Linked DNA regions of Mus musculus: region 1 is linked to region 2. A link is a loop called in an ENCODE intact Hi-C map of the cell type or tissue named here. Cell type or tissue: left cerebral cortex. All regions are shown on one strand. Each heading gives the region's core, and the rest is flanking DNA. Links, peaks and the distances in the headings are about the cores only.

Evidence for each region. A loop is a pair of places that touch in the nucleus more often than their neighbours do. Peaks named below come from ENCODE experiments on the same cell type or tissue, not always from the same donor. Only the 100,000 strongest peaks of a DNase experiment are listed, where the experiment ranks them.
Region 1: it touches region 2 in a loop (2.1-fold over the local background); 6 of 42 quality-filtered maps call a loop at or near these places.

Annotation. Positions count from the first base shown.
Region 1 is chr9:62,610,393-62,619,682 of GRCm38, forward strand. No RefSeq gene overlaps it. Among named protein-coding and RNA genes, the nearest start is that of Gm39353, 35 kb to the right of the region's middle. In left cerebral cortex, for the core only: no CTCF peak of the experiment used is centred there; no DNase peak of the experiment used is centred there.
Region 2 is chr9:62,556,069-62,565,358 of GRCm38, forward strand. No RefSeq gene overlaps it. Among named protein-coding and RNA genes, the nearest start is that of Gm39352, 19 kb to the left of the region's middle. In left cerebral cortex, for the core only: no CTCF peak of the experiment used is centred there; a DNase peak (open chromatin) is centred at 4,172.

The DNA of each region.
Region 1 (9,290 bases), core at 1,743-6,742, 54 kb after region 2:
AGTCGCCATTAGCCATCACAGGAAGGCTACCTGTTTTTCCTAGCCAGTAGTTCAAATGTTGTCTTCTGGAAGCATGCTCAGGTACAGCATGGAGCTCGATCTCTGGGCACCTATGTATAGCCAGTGACACACAGTTAAGCATTCCTGGCACCAGGAAGCAGGTCTTGCTAAGCAACTTGGCAGGAATTGCTCTGTAGGTAGACCATCATAGAGGTAAGCAGGTGGAGGGTTGCTGGCAGTGAAGAGGTCAGCTCAGGAACTTTGGAAAATTCCACCAGACCACTCCCCTCCTGGGAGAGAAAGGTCATAGAGCACATAGGCACCCCTCCCCTCCAGAAGGGAGGGGCTAGTTACATTCCTCAGACCACAGTGGAGAACCACTGGCACATAAGGGAAGCCCAGAGCTCAGTAGACACATTCCTCAGGATGGACGACCATTCCCTTCCCTCCCTCCGCTCCCAGACAAGGAAAGCCCTTGCTACCTCATTCCCTAAGGACCAGTTTAAAAGTCACACTGTTCTGCCAATCACATTGTGCTTAGTGGCTGTTGCTCTATTCTACCCCTGAAAGCTGTATAAAAACTGGCTGAACGGGCTGCCCGAGGTCACCACCTCTCCTTCAGGTGTGGGATGACCCCAACGCACTAGAACAATAAATTCCTCTTGCTTTTGCATCGATCCCTGGCTCTGAGTTGTTCACTTGGGGGTCCTTGGTAAGTTAAGGCTCATCAGAGTCTCACAGCAGTACCTTGAATATCGATCCCCTACAGTTCCATGGTTGGGATGTCTAGTTGTTTTTGATGGTGTTGCTTGAAAGAGGTTCTCTTGGAGGCTGATCTCGAACTCACTATGTAGTCACCAGTGTGATCTTGAATTTCTGACTCTTCTGCTTCTACTTCCCAAGTGTTGAGGTTACAGATGCATTTTTACCATGTCCAGTTTTTACAGTGCCAGAGACTGAACCTGGAGCTTTGTGCACACTAAGCAAGACACTCTAGCAATGGAGTCACATCACATCCAGAAATGCTTTGTATATAAGAATTGGGTTTTGTCCCATCTGATTAGATCCCAAGCCAAGTTTCTAGGAAGGGGGAGAAAGCCTCCTGGTGTCTATCTCAGGGATTCTGGGACTATTTTGGAAGGCACAGAGCTACAGGGCACAGGAGCTGGGAGCCAGGCTGTGGAGCCTGCAAATGTCATTACTCTAAAGAGAAATGTCTGGCCATCCTGAGCTTTCAAATCTTTTGATGAAAACCAACCTGCTCACTCACACTTCGGGAATTTGCTGGCTGGCTCAGCAGCAGCCACTTGCCTTGCTCCCCTGGGGGACGAAGTTTCCAGCAGAAGCAGGCCAGATGTGGGGTAGCTGGAGATGAATTGGGGGGGGGGATGAGTCTGCAGGAGGTTAGGGGAGGGGCTGCAGCTGCCAAGGGCTGGATAGACCCCAGAGCTTCACACAGACAAAATAAACAAAAGTCCTGCTAGAAAAGAGCAGAGAACCAAATGTGTTTGAGAAAAACAGGTGGAGAGGGGCTTTGTGGGGTTCAAGGGCTGGTGTACAATCAGGTTATTATGGACCAAGTATCCTTGGCGAGAACACCCAGTTAGACTGAGGCATGGCTACCTCCATCCCCAGTTCAGCTTTTCTGGATTATGACTTCTTTTGTACACAGCACCACTGAAGACTCGTTTTTGATGCTGGCGCACACAAAACCATGGTTACCTGTTTCACACAGGGGGAACCTCTGTCCCTGAGCATTAGGTGGCCCTGACAAACCCATGCAGTTAGGGAAGATGAAGTCCTGATTCAAATCTAGAAGGCAGACCCTTATCTTCACAATCACACTGAGAATGGGCAAAAGGCACAGTCCGTGGATCCAGGCTATCCATGGATAACACCACATTTTGCAACTTGCTGTGTGACTCCAAACAGATTACCTAACATCTCTGTGACTTAGCTTCCTCATTGGTAAAATGGGCCTTAGAGCCTGATCCATGGGGTTGTGAGGAGGGATCCCATCTCTCTCATGAGGGATTCTCAGGCAGCCAAGGGCATGGCATGGGGTGGGGCCTTCTGTCTGGTTCTCTGGGTCAGAGAGTTCCTGCTGTCTTAGTGAGGAGGGTAGGGCATGTGGAAGCCTCCAGGCCTTCCCTGCTTGGCCTGAAGGGGTTTACAGGAGGCTATATGAGTGCCTAGGACTTTGCTAGTCACATAGTAAACACTCAATAAATGGTTATAAAACCGAGACCATGAGTGTTCCCCAAGAGGGACATTGTGTCTGGATTTTGCTGGATGTGGGAAGGAGAGAGATACCCAGCCATAACAGATATACATACAGTAAACTCCAAAGCCAGGTAGCCTGCGACTCCTTCTAACAATGCTGCGAGATGTGTCATCAGAAACACATGGGAAGATTGTTCTGTTCTGGCTGGAAGATAGGATGGGCTTTACGGAAGATGCAGCATATGGCTTGGATCTTGGGTAGATGAGGTAGAGACATTTTATGCAGCGGCAAGGGAGTAAGGGATGTGAGCGCATTTGTCCAGAGAACCAATGGGGACAAGAGGAAAGAAGAAGAGATGGTGGAAGAGAAGAGGACCTGAAATGTGGAAAGAGGTCTCAGAGCTCCAAGGAGTGGTTGACGACCTACCTGTAGGATGCATATGCTTATAGTGTGCCCTCAGCCTAGCCTGCTCAGATACTGCCTCTCTTTGAACTCTGGGCTGTCTGGGTGGGCTGCACTGCTTGGTGCAACATTATTGGCCTCATGCCCCACATAGCCCAGGAGGGAAAACAATTACCCTCTCTGCCCTGAAGCCTTCCCTAGGTCGCTTCCCTGAACAAAGCCAGCATTTATAGAACTGGTGCAGGCTGGGTCCCCAGCAGATGCCTGAGACAGAGGGTTTCCCGGAGAACAGAGCTCTTTCTGTCCTGTTGGAAGATCATATGGAATTTGGGGAGGGTCCAAGTGATGGTATTCTGCCCTCTGAACCACAGTGGAAGAAACTGGAGAGAGCCAAAAGCAGGGTTTTTGTAGCTCTGGGGTTGAGGAGCCTTCAGAGAGCAGCAAGTTCAAGCTGAAAGCAGCTGTACTCCAGAGTAGGGACCCCCGGGGGACCAAAGCATCACAGTGCAAGGCCAGGCTGGGTAGAGGAGGCCTTCAGCTCCACATAGGCCTGAACAGTCTCTGCCTCCCAAGCCCAGGTGCCCTGACCGTTCTGGAGCAGAGGAGGCAACTGAGGGCTCCCAGGCCTTCTTGGGGCTAATAACAGGAAGTGAGGGAGCTGGGGTGGAGGCTGCTTCCAAAACTCATTCAGACCAATTAGGAAGTGTCTGGAAGCTTCTAGCTGCTCCCGCCCTCTTCACCAAGACAGCAGGGACCCTATGGCCTGAACGTAGTTCATCCCATGTTCTTGGCTGCCTGAGAATCTCCAGGCAAGGGGAGAGAGATGCATGACCCACCCACACCATCTCTGTATGTTGCCAACACAAACCTCAAGTCACCCCACCTCCTCCTGTCTAGGGAGATTTGATACACTTCGGAATCCGGATCCTTCCCCCAAACTTTCCCCTCCACCCTTGCACGGGCCCTGCTTGAGACAGGCATTTCCATGAGAAGATCCAGAGTTTGGGGTTCACGAACTAGGTCCCCAGAGACCCCTATTTCAAGTAGAAAGCACATGCCTAGAAAGGCAGGGGCAAATTCAAGACAGGCCTAGGAGAAGAAGCCGGGCCTGGAGGATGTGGTCGACTCAGGAAAGAGCAGCGTGTTGGAGAAGCGGTTTGCCAGAATTAAGTCTGGGCAGAGGAAGAAGCAAGGAGCAGAGTGGCAGTGAGGACACAGCAGGAAGGGAGGGGAAGGGGAAGAGGGGAAAAATAGAAGAGGAAGGGATGGAGCTGTGGAGCAGGGGGAGGGGTATTGGGGTCCTTCGTCCCACAGTGAGAGATGTGGATGGAGGCGATGCAGGAGGAGCAGACAGGAGCGTCCTCAGCATCCCAGCCCACCATTCTCCTGGGTGCAGAGCGGTGGGTCCTAGGAGTGTTGTTTGGTAAAGACTTCTTCCTCAAGGTCCTGGAAGTACCTCAGACACTCCTCACAACGTTGCCCCAGACCTGATGGGACTTTTTTGGAAGTATGTGGGGGAGGGGGATTGACCCCGAAATGGCTGTTCTTAACCAAAATCAGTGTCAGCGCCAGATGCTTAGCCAGAGATGTGGCCCTGACCCAGGAGACAAAAAGAGATGTGGCTCTCTTATTAATCCTATGAGACGCATGGTCTGAGTCCCTCCAACACTCCTGAGTCACAGCCTCCTGGACTGCAGCACTCTCCCTGATGCTTATACAATAAGATGCAGCACCCTAAGGCCGGCGCACTGGTCGTCCCTTGAACTGCCTGCTGTGTGACTCCATAAATAATATCTTCAGGTTTTGGTCATGAATTGTTACCTGAGGAAGATATCATCCAAAGACATGCAAGTGTGTGGTATAAGACTAGACAGCTGCTCTCTGGAGACCAAGACAGGATGGGACAGGGACACCAGGCAGCCTTGTATCTGGGGAGATAAACGCAGGTCTGCTGGGAAGTAGGACAGTGGACTTGGAACATGCAGAGTTGAGGTCTAGACCTAAACTTCCTCCTACTTGCCCTGTGGCTTTAGACAAACCAAGTCCGACTCTGTGTGTCATTATTGCCACCTGAGGGCAGAGTCTCAGGTGGGTCCCTTTGCTGTTGTCACTAGTCCTTTAATCAGCTGGTAAATCATTTACTTGGCTGTCTGACTCTATTTAAGTCTCATATGGTGGTGCATACTTGTAATCTCCCTCAAAATGACCCTACTGAGGGCCAGAGGCACTTGCCTCGCATGTGTGAGGCCATAGGTTCAATCCCCAATACCATTGCCAAAGGCAAAAGAAAACCTTACTGGAGTCAGGCATGGGGTGAACTCCTGCGGTTCCCGCACTCAGGAGGACTTAGAGTTCTGGCCAGCTTGTAGTGAGGTTCTAATCATAAACAAACAAAAACAAACAACAAATAAACACATCCTCTTTTATTTTTAACTTTTTGATATAGCCAAGGATGGCCTTGAACTCCCATCCTCTGCCTCCATCCCCCTAGTGCTGCAACTACAGGTGTGCACAGATACACTTGACAATTACAGGTGTGCACAGATACACTTGACAATTACAGGTGTGCACCGATACACCTGGTTTATCTGGTGCCAGGGATTGTGCATGCTAGGCAGGCACTTTACCAACAACTACATACCCAATGGTATGTAGAATGGTGGGCTGGGGTGCTGGGACGCTCCTGTCTGCTCCTCCTGCATCCCTTCCATCCACATCTCTCACTGTGGGAGGGGGAATCCTAATCCTTCTTGCCCGCTCCACAGCTCCATCCCTTGTTCTTTTGTTTTTCTTGCCCTCTTCCCCTCCCTCCCCCTCCCTTCCTGCTGTGTGTATACTCACTGCCACTCTGTGCTGGGTCTCTATGGAGACCAGAATTACTGTCCTCACTTCAAAGAAGACAAGGCCCAAAAGTGCCTGAGGTTTGCCCAAGGCCCCAGCTGTGGAGCTAGAGGAGGACCTTGAGCCTGGCTTAAACTCTGCCCATCTGGCCTGGAATGATGGCTGGCTGACACTCACTTACCCTTTAAAGTGAAGTAACTTCAGACTCTGTCCAACTGAACAGAAGACTCTGTGGAGAGGCTGAGGGTGAGGAGGAACTGAGGCCCTGTGCTGCCTCAGGAGCAGGCCAGCGAGCTGGCCCAGGGCTCTGCATCAGGGGTGGTTACTGGAAGTTTCAGGGGACTGCACTGGACTAGGAAAAAACTAAGCTCTATTCCCAACTCTGCCCCTTCTGGCTATGTGATTGTGTGTCTCAGTTTCCCCACTTAAAAAATGAAAACACCAATCTCATCCTCCACTGGTATTCTGTAGGTTGGACAACAAGCTGCTCAGAACTTCAAAGCTCTAGACCAGCGGCTCTCAACCTTCCTAATGCTCCGACCCTTTAATACAGTTCCCTATGTTGTGGTGACCTCCAAGCATAAAATTATTTTCATGGCTACCTCACATCTGTAATTTTGCTACTGTTATGAATTGTAATGTAATAATCTGATATGCAAGATGTCTTTTCATTGTTACAAATTGACCTCAAGGGTCACGGCCCACAGTGAGAGCCACTGGTCTAGAGAAATCCATGCGGCACCTCCTAGGGGAAAAGAAACGAAGGTCAACACCTTGTATTGTAGGGGACAGCACTGGATCTTGCTTTGGGGCCACCAGGAACTTTATCCCAGCTTCAGGACAAACAGCAGTCTGCCTGGAAAACGGTCACAAAAATCCAGAGCACCAGAGGGGCAGCTTGTTAAAGTCAACCTGGTGAGGCTGGGCAGCCACTAATGAAGTGTGAGCTTGAAATTGTGAAAGTGCAAGGCCTGGGTGAATCCTGCCAGAGTCTGTACCTCTGATGCCTGCTTCCTATAAAACCCCTGTTCTGCTCGCAGCCCCTCAAATTCCTAGACAGAAGAATCAGTCTGGGCTAGCCGTGGAATTTGCAGAAAAGAAGGTTTTGAAAAACCACACTTGGGAACAATAGTTACCAGGGAGTGTCTGAGTCTCAGAGGAAAAGCCAACACCCAGCTCTCTCACGGGGATTTCCCAAGCATCCTCAGTGATCGGGATCCAGCCATCAACCAACATGACCAACATGAGGCTTGCTTGTCTACCCTGGGCTTTTGGTCATGAAAATAAACCACTGTCAGACCAGCTGGACTGAAGCAGATTCCCAAAGACCTTCCCCCAAAGCATATAAGCCTGGAGTGCTGAGGGCTCGCTCCCCCAATGGTCCTGCCTTCCAACTACTCCCCAGTAGGGGTAGATGTCAGTACCTGTCATTCTGGAGAGACAGCTTGACTTGTCTTTACCTATCTCTAAGTCCTTCATTATACTTCTAGTCCTAGCAGTCTATGCACTGAGTTCTCCAAAATCAAATTATACCATAAAATGTATAAAAAGACACAAATCTCTGGGTTCACCTACCCCTACACCCCACACATGTGTCTATGACTGACCTGCATATCCCCACCTAACACAATCACAGACCCCACACTTTCTTTTTCTTCTATTTATTTTCTAGCTGACAAGAAAAAGTTGTGTGTTCACACATGCATCCACACGCATGTGTACACATAAACACCTATGTATAATATATGTCTATGCATATACTCACATAGCTGGGGGTGTAGCTCAGTTGATAGAGTGCCTGGCGTGCAGGAAGCCTTGGGTTCCATTCTCAGCACTGACCAAAACCAGCTCTTTGAGCACATGTCTGTTTGTCCCAGCACTTGGAAGGTTGAAGCACGAGAATCAGAAACTTTAAGATCATCCTCAGCTACTTAGCAAGTTAAAGGCCAGTCTGGACAACTTGAAATCAGGTGTGTGTTTGTGCATGTGTGTGAACATGCGTGTCAGTGAGTGCTTGTGTGTGTGTGTGTATGTGTGATAGTCAAGGTGATGCTTGCTCAGTATATGTGTATATTGTGAGTGATAAACCAATCCATTTAACATATACCTTGTCTCACGGGGTTGGTTTGTTTGTTGTTTTCAGGTAAGAACACCTAAAAATTTACCACCTTACAATTTTCAAGCACACAATATATTGCCACATTTGTGTGTTTGTGGGGTTGTGGCTGTTTCATGACAGGATTTCTCTGTGTAGTCCTGGCTGAACTGGAACTCACTCTGTAGACCAGGCTGGCCTTGAACTCAGAGATCCACCTGCCTCTGTTTCCTGAGTGCTGGGACTAAAGGAGTGTGTCGCCACTACCAGCTATTACCACCCTTCTGTACAATAAACCTCTTTAATTCATTCTCCCTGAACCACTAACTCTCCTCTGACCAACCTCAGCACCTCCTGCCCCTCAGCCTTTGGTGTCACTAGTATCTGTTTCTATGAATTCAGTTCTTAAAGCTTCTCTTCTCTCATGATGGAATGTAGACAGGACTAACTTTATGATTGACAATTGTTGTCAATCAAGATTGCAATAGTCGGGCTGGTGAGATGGCTCAGTGGGTAAGAGTACCCGATTGCTTTTCCGAAGGTCCGAAGTTCAAATCCCAGCAACCACATGGTGGCTCACAACCACCTGTAATGAGATCTGACTCCCTCTTCTGGAGTGTCTGAAGACAGCTACAGTGTACTTACATGTAATAAACAAACAAACAAATAAATAAATCTTTTTTTAAAAAGATTGCAATAGTCATGTGATGCCCAGCAGAAGGCATTCCACCATGGCACTTCTCCCCACCCCCTCTTCTGTGATATTCCCTAAGCCATGGAGAGGGGTCAGATGGATGTCCCATTAAGAGCTGACATTCAATAGTCACTTATTCTCAGAATTTTTTTTGCTTTTAATTTTTGCTTGTTTTTTAGATTTAAAGAATTTTATTTACGCTTTTAAAGAGATTTGTTTTTATTTTATGTGTATGAGTTGCACATATGTACATGTACCACATGCATACCTGGTACTCAGAGGCCAAAAGAAGGCCTTTGGATCTCCTGGAACTGGAGTTAGATACTTGTGAGCTGTCATGTGGGTGCTGAGAACCAAACCCAGGTCTTCTGCAAGAGGAGTGAGTGTTCTAGCTCCAAGACTTCCCTTTTTTCCTAATTATGTGTATGAAGGTGTGTGTGTGTGTGTGTGTGTGTGTGTGTGTGTGTGTGTGTGTCTGTCTGTCTGTCTGTCTATGCACATGAGCACAGTTGCCCAAAGAAGCCAGACAAGGGCATCAGATCCCTTGTCGTCTGAGTTATAGAAAGTCATAAGGCCACTGTGGACTGCCACATGTGAGTGCTCAGAAACAAACCAGGGTCTCTACTGTAAGAGCTCCCTCCTAGCTGCTGAACCATCTCTCCAGCCATGTTCTTGACAGCTTGGCCAGTTATGAGTATTCCAGAGTAATCACCTTCAAATAAACAACTCAACAAAACCTCTGACCAAGATTGAACTGCCTTTCTTTATCCCTTCATCCATTGATGGAATTAGAGCTATCTCTTACCTCGGCCAGCGTGAACACCGCTGTCATGAACATGCAAGTACAGGTGTACCTTTAACCTTGATTCTGAGTTGGTTTTTATTTTACTCATTAGTCATGAACTGTCCAAATGGCCACTTAGCTCATTTACACTTCTTTCCATATGGTAGTACTAGACATATGCCCATGCACACACACACACACACACACACACACACACACACACACACACACACACACACAGAGGGGAGGA
Region 2 (9,290 bases), core at 2,184-7,183:
CCTTCCCGAGTCGGGCTGTCTGATTCCCAGGCAGCGTGGGAAGAGGGAAAGAATCAGACCCTTAGTTACTGTGTGTCCATCATGTGGGATGAGCTACCTAAAGCCCCTGATGGCTCGAGATCTGGTAACCTGCACGAGGGTTGCATGGATTCAGCTGGGAATGTTAAATGGAGGACAAGGTGGAGGCCAAATGGAGACTTGCCTTTCCTCAGAAATGTTAGCATTGGAGAATGACCACACCACAGTCAGTCAGACATTTAAGTCACAATTCCACACAAAGAATTGAATTTACCACCTGTAGTGATTTGAATATGTTTGGCCCAGGGGGTGGCACTATTTGGAGGTGTGGCCTTGGCGTATATGTGTCACTGTGAGTGTGGGCTTTAAGACCCTCATCCTAGCTGCCTGGAAGTCAGTTTTCTGCTAGCAGCCTTCAGATGAAGACTTAGAACTCTCAGCTTTTCCTGTACCATGCCTGCCTGGATACTGCCATGCTCTCACCTTGATGATAATGAACTGAACCTCTGAACCTGTAAGCCAGCCCTAATTAAATGCTGTCCTCATAATAGTTGCTTTGGGCCAGGCGGTGGTGGCGCACGCCTTTAATCTCAGCACTTTGGAGGCAGAGACAGGAGGATTTCTGAGTTTGAGGCCAGCCTGGTCTACAGAGTGAGTTCCAGGACAGCCAGGGCTACACAGAGAAACCCTGTCTTGGGGGGGGGGGGGGGGAAAGAGTTGCTTTGGTCATGGTGTTCACAACAGTAAAACCGTAAGACACCACCCAAGTAATTTGCCTGGGTGGGAGTCAAAGCATGACGAGCAAATGTAAGCTTGGTCCTCCGGTGAAGCGGATATTTAACCAACAGTGCCACCTGCCCTTTCCACACCAGAAAAACAGTGACAAGAAACACCCCAGCTAAGAAGTTAGGGAGGGAAGCAAGAAGGCCCAGAGGCAAGGAGTCATCCTGGCTCACAATCCAGCAAGCCGCTCCAGGTCTTTTAGGTGAGGTGCTATGCTTTTGGTTATTAGACTACTGAGATGACGCTCCCCCAAGCATTTCCCCAAGAAGCTCATGATGGGAGAAGGAAAGGGCTAAAGCCTGCAGCTGGCCAGAGGGCAACTTGTCTCCAGACAAGAGATTCCAGCCGTCAGACTACCTTGCAGAGGGACTGGACCCCAGATAACGACGATGACGACGGGCAGCATGACCTCACTGTGACAAATTAACTCTGCATACCTCTTGCCTTCTATTTAAAACTGAACCTACGTCAGGTGCCAGACCCTGGAGATGATCTTGAGAAGGGGCAGGGCCACTGTTGCTCTCTGATCCTGTTCCCAATGTGGCCACGTTGACCACAGCTCCTTTTCTGCCTTTTTTCATTACTTGTCTCTTGAACTGGACTGTTGGGGACAGACGGCCGAGCCTCAATTGTTACCAGGACCCAGGCTCTGGCTCTAACAACCCCAGGAACACAGTGTCAGTGGAAGGAGACTGGACCTTCTTGACTTCTAAGGACAGTGTGTGTCACCCATCAAGGTACGGACCCCAGTTTGTACTCCGTAACCCATTGAGGTACCTACCTCAGTGTGCTCTCTGTAAGACAGGCAGTAGCCGCCTCCTCACAGACACCAGAGGCACCCCCCTGGGAATGAATGCCAGGGCCTAGCTATCAGCCGCCCAGGGCCTGCATCTCTCACCTGGAAAGTGAGCTGTCATCAAAGGTAGTATTGGCCACAGATCCTGTTCCCTCCCTTCCCTGCCTCCTGCATGGGAACCAGAGAGTCTGGATCTTCCTGTGAACCCTCCCCCATCCTGCCATGGGGGCTGTGATTCATCTCTTCAGAGACCCCCACCTTGCTGTCTGTCTCTAGTACTGGGGCCTGAACGGTCCGTCTGTCCACCATGTTAATATAAACTCATCACTCTCCATAATCTGTCTCATTGTCGATCTTGAACTCCCCTGACCCCACAAACCTTCCAGGGTCACTGATAGGGAAGATTAGTAAGACTCAGGTCCAGGTACCAGGCATCGATCGGTGAATAAGGTCTTCCTCTCTCAGTTAGGAGCAGATAAAGCTATTGGCCACTTACTCGTATATAGATGGCAAGACACAGTGAATCAGGATGCGGCCCCAGGACTCAGAGCTCTCTCCCACCACTGCCATGTAGCCAGCAGATCAGCACGCAGTTGTCATCTCACGGGCCTCCAGGCCATGGAGGACGCCAGGTCAGAGGCAGGAGGACCTGAAGCCTAGGTAAGACCTGTGCACTCCAGGACTACAAGTTCAGGGACCAGACACTTCTGTGAAGCTTGAGGGGTTTGGCACTACAGAGGTGTTCTGAGATATTCCCTCCAAAAGAAAAGACAGGCTGTTGCTCCGGGCACAAGGTCCTTGTAGTAAGCTTGGCCTTGCTAGGCCTCCTGGCACTCTGGAGGCAACATAGTTTACAGCTAGGCTCATGGCTCCATTCACATCCTGGGTTATGGAGAAGACAGGATGAGTGAGACCCCGGAAGGAGAAGATCCTTATCTGGTCCAAACATGGCGCTGTTATGGTTTGGATGTAAAATCCCCCTGGGGCTCAAGTATTTGAGTCGTCAACTGGTGGCACTGTCTAGGAGGGTCCCTATCCTCACGGAGGTGTGACTCTCCTGCTCATGCAATCTGGACACAGCTCTGTGTCTAAACATCAGCTTGCCCTTTCTCTCCCTTGTTGACAGAGGGCTCCTTGAGGGCATGCATGGAGTTCTAGGTTCTGTGGTCCAGTACTAACTAGCTCAGAGCCCAGCGGCGAGAGAGGCTCAGTACAGTCAGGCCACATGCAGAGATTCAGTGAAGAGCCCTCCCATCTCTCTCTCTCTCTCTCTCTCTCTCTCTCTCTCTCTCTCTCTCTCTCTCTCTCTCTCTCACACACACACACACACACACACACACACACACACACACACACACACACACACAGTGTGTTGTTATATCTTACCTCTGGAGGAAGAAATTGTCAGTATTCTATGAATGGGAAAATCAGGTCACTGTGGTTAAAACAACTTGTGGGCTCTGGGGATGGCTCAGTGGGCAAAAATCTTGTCATTTGAAGAGTGAGGACCTGCATTTGAAGCCCAAGAAGACATGTACAGCCAGGCATGGTAGAATACCTTCTTAATCACAACACTCCAAGATGGGAGGTGGAGACAAGAGAATTCCCAGAAAGTCGTTGGTGTGCACAGCAGAGAACAAGAGATCCTATCTTAAGCAAAGTAGAGGACTGATGTCCACTGTTATCCTCTGATCTACACACACACACAGACACACAGATACACACATACACAGACACAGACACACACAGATGCACCCCCCCCACACACACAGACACCCACGGGGGAGGGAGAAGTAGAGGGAGAGGAGATACAGAGGCAAAGAGACTTTTGGGGGGAGAGGTGGAGATGTGATGGGAATTCCACAGGGACCATCAGCACTTACGTTCTTAACCACTATATAATCCGAGGGTGTACCTGCAGAGCCTGAGGAAAGGAGTGAGGTAGGCTGTGGTGCCTGAGAGGCCCCTTAGACCATTGGAAGAAGAGAAGAGAATATTACAAGGGTGAACATTTGTGGATTGTCTAGGTTAGGAAAAGCTGGCACAAGGATGGGTGAGTCCCAGCTGCGAAGCCCCAGTTGGTAAGATGGGTAAGAAGTAAAGGGACAGACTGGGCCAAGAAGAACAGGTGGGAAATGTCCACCTTCCTCCTTAGGAGCTCCCAGGGTCAGGAAAGGAATGATTAATTCAAGACTCATGATGTGGGATGGATGGTCCCTGGTAAGGGAGCACGAGGGGCTGCATAGGGATCCTGGACTCTGCCTTGGGAAATTGCCCTCACTGGCCTTCAACTTGTGTTCTTAAGTCTTTCCCACAAGCCCCTGGAGTGAGGGGAGGAAGGACAGGAAATATAGGCTAAGGGAAGCAGCAGCCCTCACTATCTGTGTCTGCAATGTCAGGAATGAGCTCAGACACAAAGACAAACAATGCTCTGACCCCATGCAGTCCAAGAAGGATGCTAAGAGCAACTGTGACTCAGCCGCAGGCTCGGGTCCAGGATGCAGAGATGCTGCCCAGCCAAAAGAAAGAGAATGAGCCAACCACTGTTCTGGAAATTTCCACTTCACATCATGAATCTTCTCGAGTGAACATGCTGAAGGCCACACTGGGGGCGGGGCTCATTCAAGGTCCCAGAGCCAGTATGTGGGAGCAGTGCTGGGAATGTAGAGTCTGACTAAGCTGGCTGAGTGCTCAGGCTTGCTGAGCACCATCCGATGGTCATGTGTCATCAGTGACTATCACAAGGGGGCAGAAATAACAAGAACATATTAAAAACTTTTAGGTAGTGTTAGAGTGAGTAAAAAAAAAATCTCTGTTTGGGGACCAGGAGAAGGATCCATAGCTCAGTGGATAGGATGCCTGCCTCGCATGCATGGAGCTCGGATGTGATGTTCCGTGTTCATAATCTCAGCTCTCCAAGGTGGAGGCAGGAGAATAAGAAAATTGAGGTCATCGTGCTGGATAGTTTTATGCCAATTTGACACAAGCTAAAGCCATTTGAGAGGCAGAAACCTCAATTAAGAAAACAACTCCATGAAGTCTGGCTGTAGGCAAGCCTGTAAGGCAGTTTATTAGTAATTGATGGGGGAGGGCCCAGCCCATGGTGGGTAATACCTTCCCAGGGATAGTGATCCTGGGTTCTATAAGAAAGTAGGCTGGGGCTGGAAAGATGGCTCAGTGTTTAAGAGCACTGACTACTCTTCCAAAGTTCCCAAGTTCAATTCCCAGCAACCACATGGTGGCTCACAACCATCTGTAATGAAATCTGATGCCTTCTTCAGGTGTGTCTGAAGACAGCTACAATGTACTCATATACATAAAATAAATATATATGAAATATATATATATGAAAGCAGACTGAGCAAGCCATGGGGAGCAAACCAGTAAGCAGCACCCCTCCATGGCCTCTGCATTCCTTCCCATGTTGAGTTTTGGTCATGATGTTTCATCACAGCAACGGAAACCCCAATTAAGACAGCCATCCTTGGTTACTCTGCTAGTCAGGCTGTTGGTTTGTTGGTTTGTTTTTTTGTTTTGTGTCAGTTTGACACAAATTAGGGTCATTTGGGAAGAGGGAACCTCAATTGAGGAATTGCCTTCATTGGATTGGCCTGGGGGGCGTGTCTGTGGGACATTTTTAAAAAATTGCTGACTGATGTGGGAGTGTCCAGCCCACTGTGAGCAGTGCCACTCCTGAGAAAGTGGTCCTGGGTTATAGGAGAAAGCAAGCTGAGTGAGTCTTGGGGAGCAAGCCAGTAAGCTGCACTCCTTCATGGCTTCTGGTTCAGTTCCTGCCTCCACTTCTAGCCCTGACTTCCCTCTGTAATGGAGTGTTGTAAGGAGAAATAAATCCTTCCCTCCCCAGGACAGCTACAGAGTAACTTCAAGGCTAGCTTGTGCTAAGACCCTGTTTGTGAAGGTTACTCTTGATTGTCACCTTGATGGAATTTAGAATTACCACAGAAACGAGTCTCCTGGCATATCTCAGGGGAATTATCTTAATTGGGCTAATCCAGGAGGGAATCCCACCCCAACGGTGGCATCACCATTCTATGGGCTGAAAAAACGAACAGAATAAGCTGGGCACCTGCCTTCATTGTTCTGTTTTCTGAGTGTGGGAGCCACGTGATCAGCGGCACCTCCCCCCCGCGCCCCCCCCCCCCGCCATGCCCCCTGTCACAACGGACTGTGCTCCCTGGAACTGTGTCCCCCTGGAACTGTGAGCCCCCCCCCCCCCCCCCCCCCCCGCCAAATAGCCCTTTCTTTCTTAAGTATGTTTGGTCAGAAACATTTTCCCAGTAATAGCTGTCCAGGGCTGGAGAGATGGCTCATCAGTCAAAAGTGCTTGCTGCCTAATGACCCGGGTTTAAGCCCCAGCATGGTGAACAGAACGAACTGACTCCTGCAAGTGGTTCTCTGACCTCCACAAGCGGGCCATGGCATAGAAATGCCCCCATTTCCAATGCTCAATAACATACTGAATTTTTTTTTCCTCTTTTACCTTGACCCACAGAAGCAGCCCACATCTCTACTCACGTGACCTGCACTGACCAATGAAATATGATCAGAGGTGTCCAATGCCCCTTTGGGACAGCAGCTTTCAGAGTCACTGCCCAGTTTCTATGGCTATTCAGCTTGCATCTATAAAACCTGGTATTTGGGTGGAGCCTCGAGTAGCTAGGGTGTCAAATGAGTGTCTGTCCCTCTGGATGCACTGGACAGGTCATGGGCCAGGAAGGAGTCTTATACTGTGGGGTTGGTAGCACAGCTTGGCCTACATGCTTCCAGGTGTGCAAATCTGATTGTTTTAGAATCGGTGTCCTGATCAAACGAACAAGAGCCCTGAAAGATGTGGCTTTCCCTTGGAGGTTCTGTGGTGGCACTGAGGGAGTGGGGGCCGGAATGATGATCAGGAGTGCGTGAGGATGCATGCATAAAAACTCTCCCCGGAATTCTTTGGTGGGAACAGTGGGAGAGGGATCCGAGGGTGGTCAGAAGCTCTGTGGGCTGCTCGAGCTAGGAAGTGAAGGGGCTGAGGGTGGGTCAGCCTGAGGTGGAAGGATGAGATTTGTATCATTTCAGATCTTCCACTCTCAGCCAGAAAGTAACCTCATGGGCCAGGAAAGGGCTCAGCAGATGCAGGAACTTGTTGCCATGGCTCACAAGTGACGTCAAGCCCTGGGGCCCACATGGTAGAAGGAGGGAACGTGCTCTCTACAAGTTGTCCTTTGACCGCCACACAGGTGATATGGCACACACACACACACACACACACACACACACACTGACAACAGGTTCAAGGAAGAATGAGAACCCAGAAATCATGAAATGATACTTAGTTACAAAAGTGTCAAATAGCTGCTTACAGAATGCTGGGAGGCGTTTTCTTCCGGTTACCTGAAAAGTCAGGAATGGTTTTTGTAAAACACCAAAGACATTATTTCCCCCAGTCCCCTGTATATTGTGTGAAGATACAAAGGGTGGGGAACTCAGCTGGTGCCACCAGTTGGTGATCACTGGCAGGGGTTCCACCACCAGCCCAGTTTACTTAAAGATGTCCCACTGAAGCAGTGCAAAGAATCCAATTTTAAAAACTGACCATCCCTGGCTGAGATGCTGCACACCTTTAATCCCAGCACTTGCAGGGGCAGGGGCAGGGGCAGGGGCAGGCAGATCTCTGTGAGTTCACGGCAAGCCTGGTCTACAGAGTGAGTTTCAGTACAGCCAGGGCTACACAGAGAAACCCTGTCTCAAATCCCCTCCTCTTCCACATTTGACTCTCAGTTAAATGGTTGTTAAATATTTTGACCCATTGTGGCAACGTGGCAGAAAAGCATCAATTCAGTGTGTGTGTGATGTGACAGAGAGAGACAGAGACAGAAACAGAGACACAGAGACACAGAGAGATATTGATTGAAAGTCAAGTAGTCCAGGTTGGCCTCAAACTTGCTATGTAACCAAGGATGACCTAGAACTCTTGGTTCCCCCTGACTCCAGGGATGCTTGGATTGTATGTCCTGTGGAGTACTTTGAATGAAAATGGCCTGCACACGATCATAGATTTGAATAATTTGTCCCCATTTGGTGGGACTATTAGGGAATGGTTCAGAGGGGCGGCCTTTGCAGGAGGGTGTGTCACTGAGCAGATTTTAGGGATTCAAACCCATGTCATCCCCAGTGCTTGCTCTGTTTCTTGTGTACTGATTGGATGTGAGTTCTCAGCTGTTCCTGCCACCCCTTTGCTCCACCATCATGGACTCCAGCCCTCTGAAACAGAAAGCCCAATTCTAAAATTTCTTTTATAAGTACCCTTGCTCGTGGTGTTTCGTCAATGGCGATAGAAACCCTCACTAAGACACCTGATCTATGAGGTGCCCAGAATCAAATCCAGGGCTTGACGCATGGTAAGCAAATGCTCTTCCAGTGGAGCGATGTCCCCAGCCCACACCCATCAGTTCTGCTGCCTACAAGGCTGTCACAATTGTCTTCTGAGAAACGAGAGGCTCATATGGTCTGTTGGATGGTGGGCTAAGCCAGACATTTTGTTCTTTTATGGAATCTTGGTTTACTGGAGAGACAAAGTATAGTTAGTCTGAGTTGGATATTTATTTTGGCAGCTACCATCTTGAAAATAAATTCAATGAGCCAATACTCCAAAGAAAATATCTGACAACAACTTTGCCAACTACAAAACTCAATATTTCAAGGGCAAATTACTTTATATTTGCTACCGTGAGGCCGACAGCTTCCCAATACTTTGTGATAGGTTGTGATATCAAGGAATTTTTAAAGAAAATATTCTGCAATGAAATGTGTCAACATTTGGAAGGTCTACACAACTTAGTGAACCAATATTTTCCAAATGATCAATATGTGAAGTTTGGAAATCACAAACAGGCAAAGATCCATGTAAAGTGTGAAGTTGACAAACAGATTTTAATGTAACTGTTTGGAAAACACATTCTAGCAGACTCTATGTTACAGCTAATGTCTAAGAGCCACTCTTGGTGAGCTTTGGCCCACAAAGGGCATCCACAATCATCTTGAAAGGCTTCTAAACTAGGGCTGGAGAGATGGCTCACTGGGGAAAGTTCTTGCCATGCAATATGAGGACCTGGGTTCACGTCTCTAGTACATATGGGTGCCATATGTTGGGGGATGGAGCTAAGTAGCTAGATTAGACTAACCAGAGGACTGAGCTAAAATGGTGAACTCTAGGGTCAGAGAGAGATCCTGTCTCAAAACAATGGAGAGAGATAAGAAACATTGTTTAACATTGACTCTGACCTCTACATGTGAGCACATGCCCAGGTAAATATACCTGTATATACATGTATGCACCACATAGGCATGCACACACACACACAGTAATTGAAAAATAAAATATAGTTGGGTAGCGGTGGTGCATACCATTAATCCCAACACTCGGGGCAGAGGCGGGTGGATCTGAGTTTGAAATCAGCCTGGTCTGCAGAGTGAGTTCCAGGAAAGCCAGGGCCACATGGAGAAACCCTGTCTCAAAACAAACCAAGCCAAAACAAAACAAACTAAACTACTCTTCTTGTGTAGGCTTAGATTTTTCAAAGCTTACCTTATTTATTTAGGGTTCTTAAATGCTTCAACCTTCTAGCCCACACCAAAGGTAGGGGAGAAAGAAAGTTAATAGAAAAGGGGGTTTGTGGGCCTGTTTAGA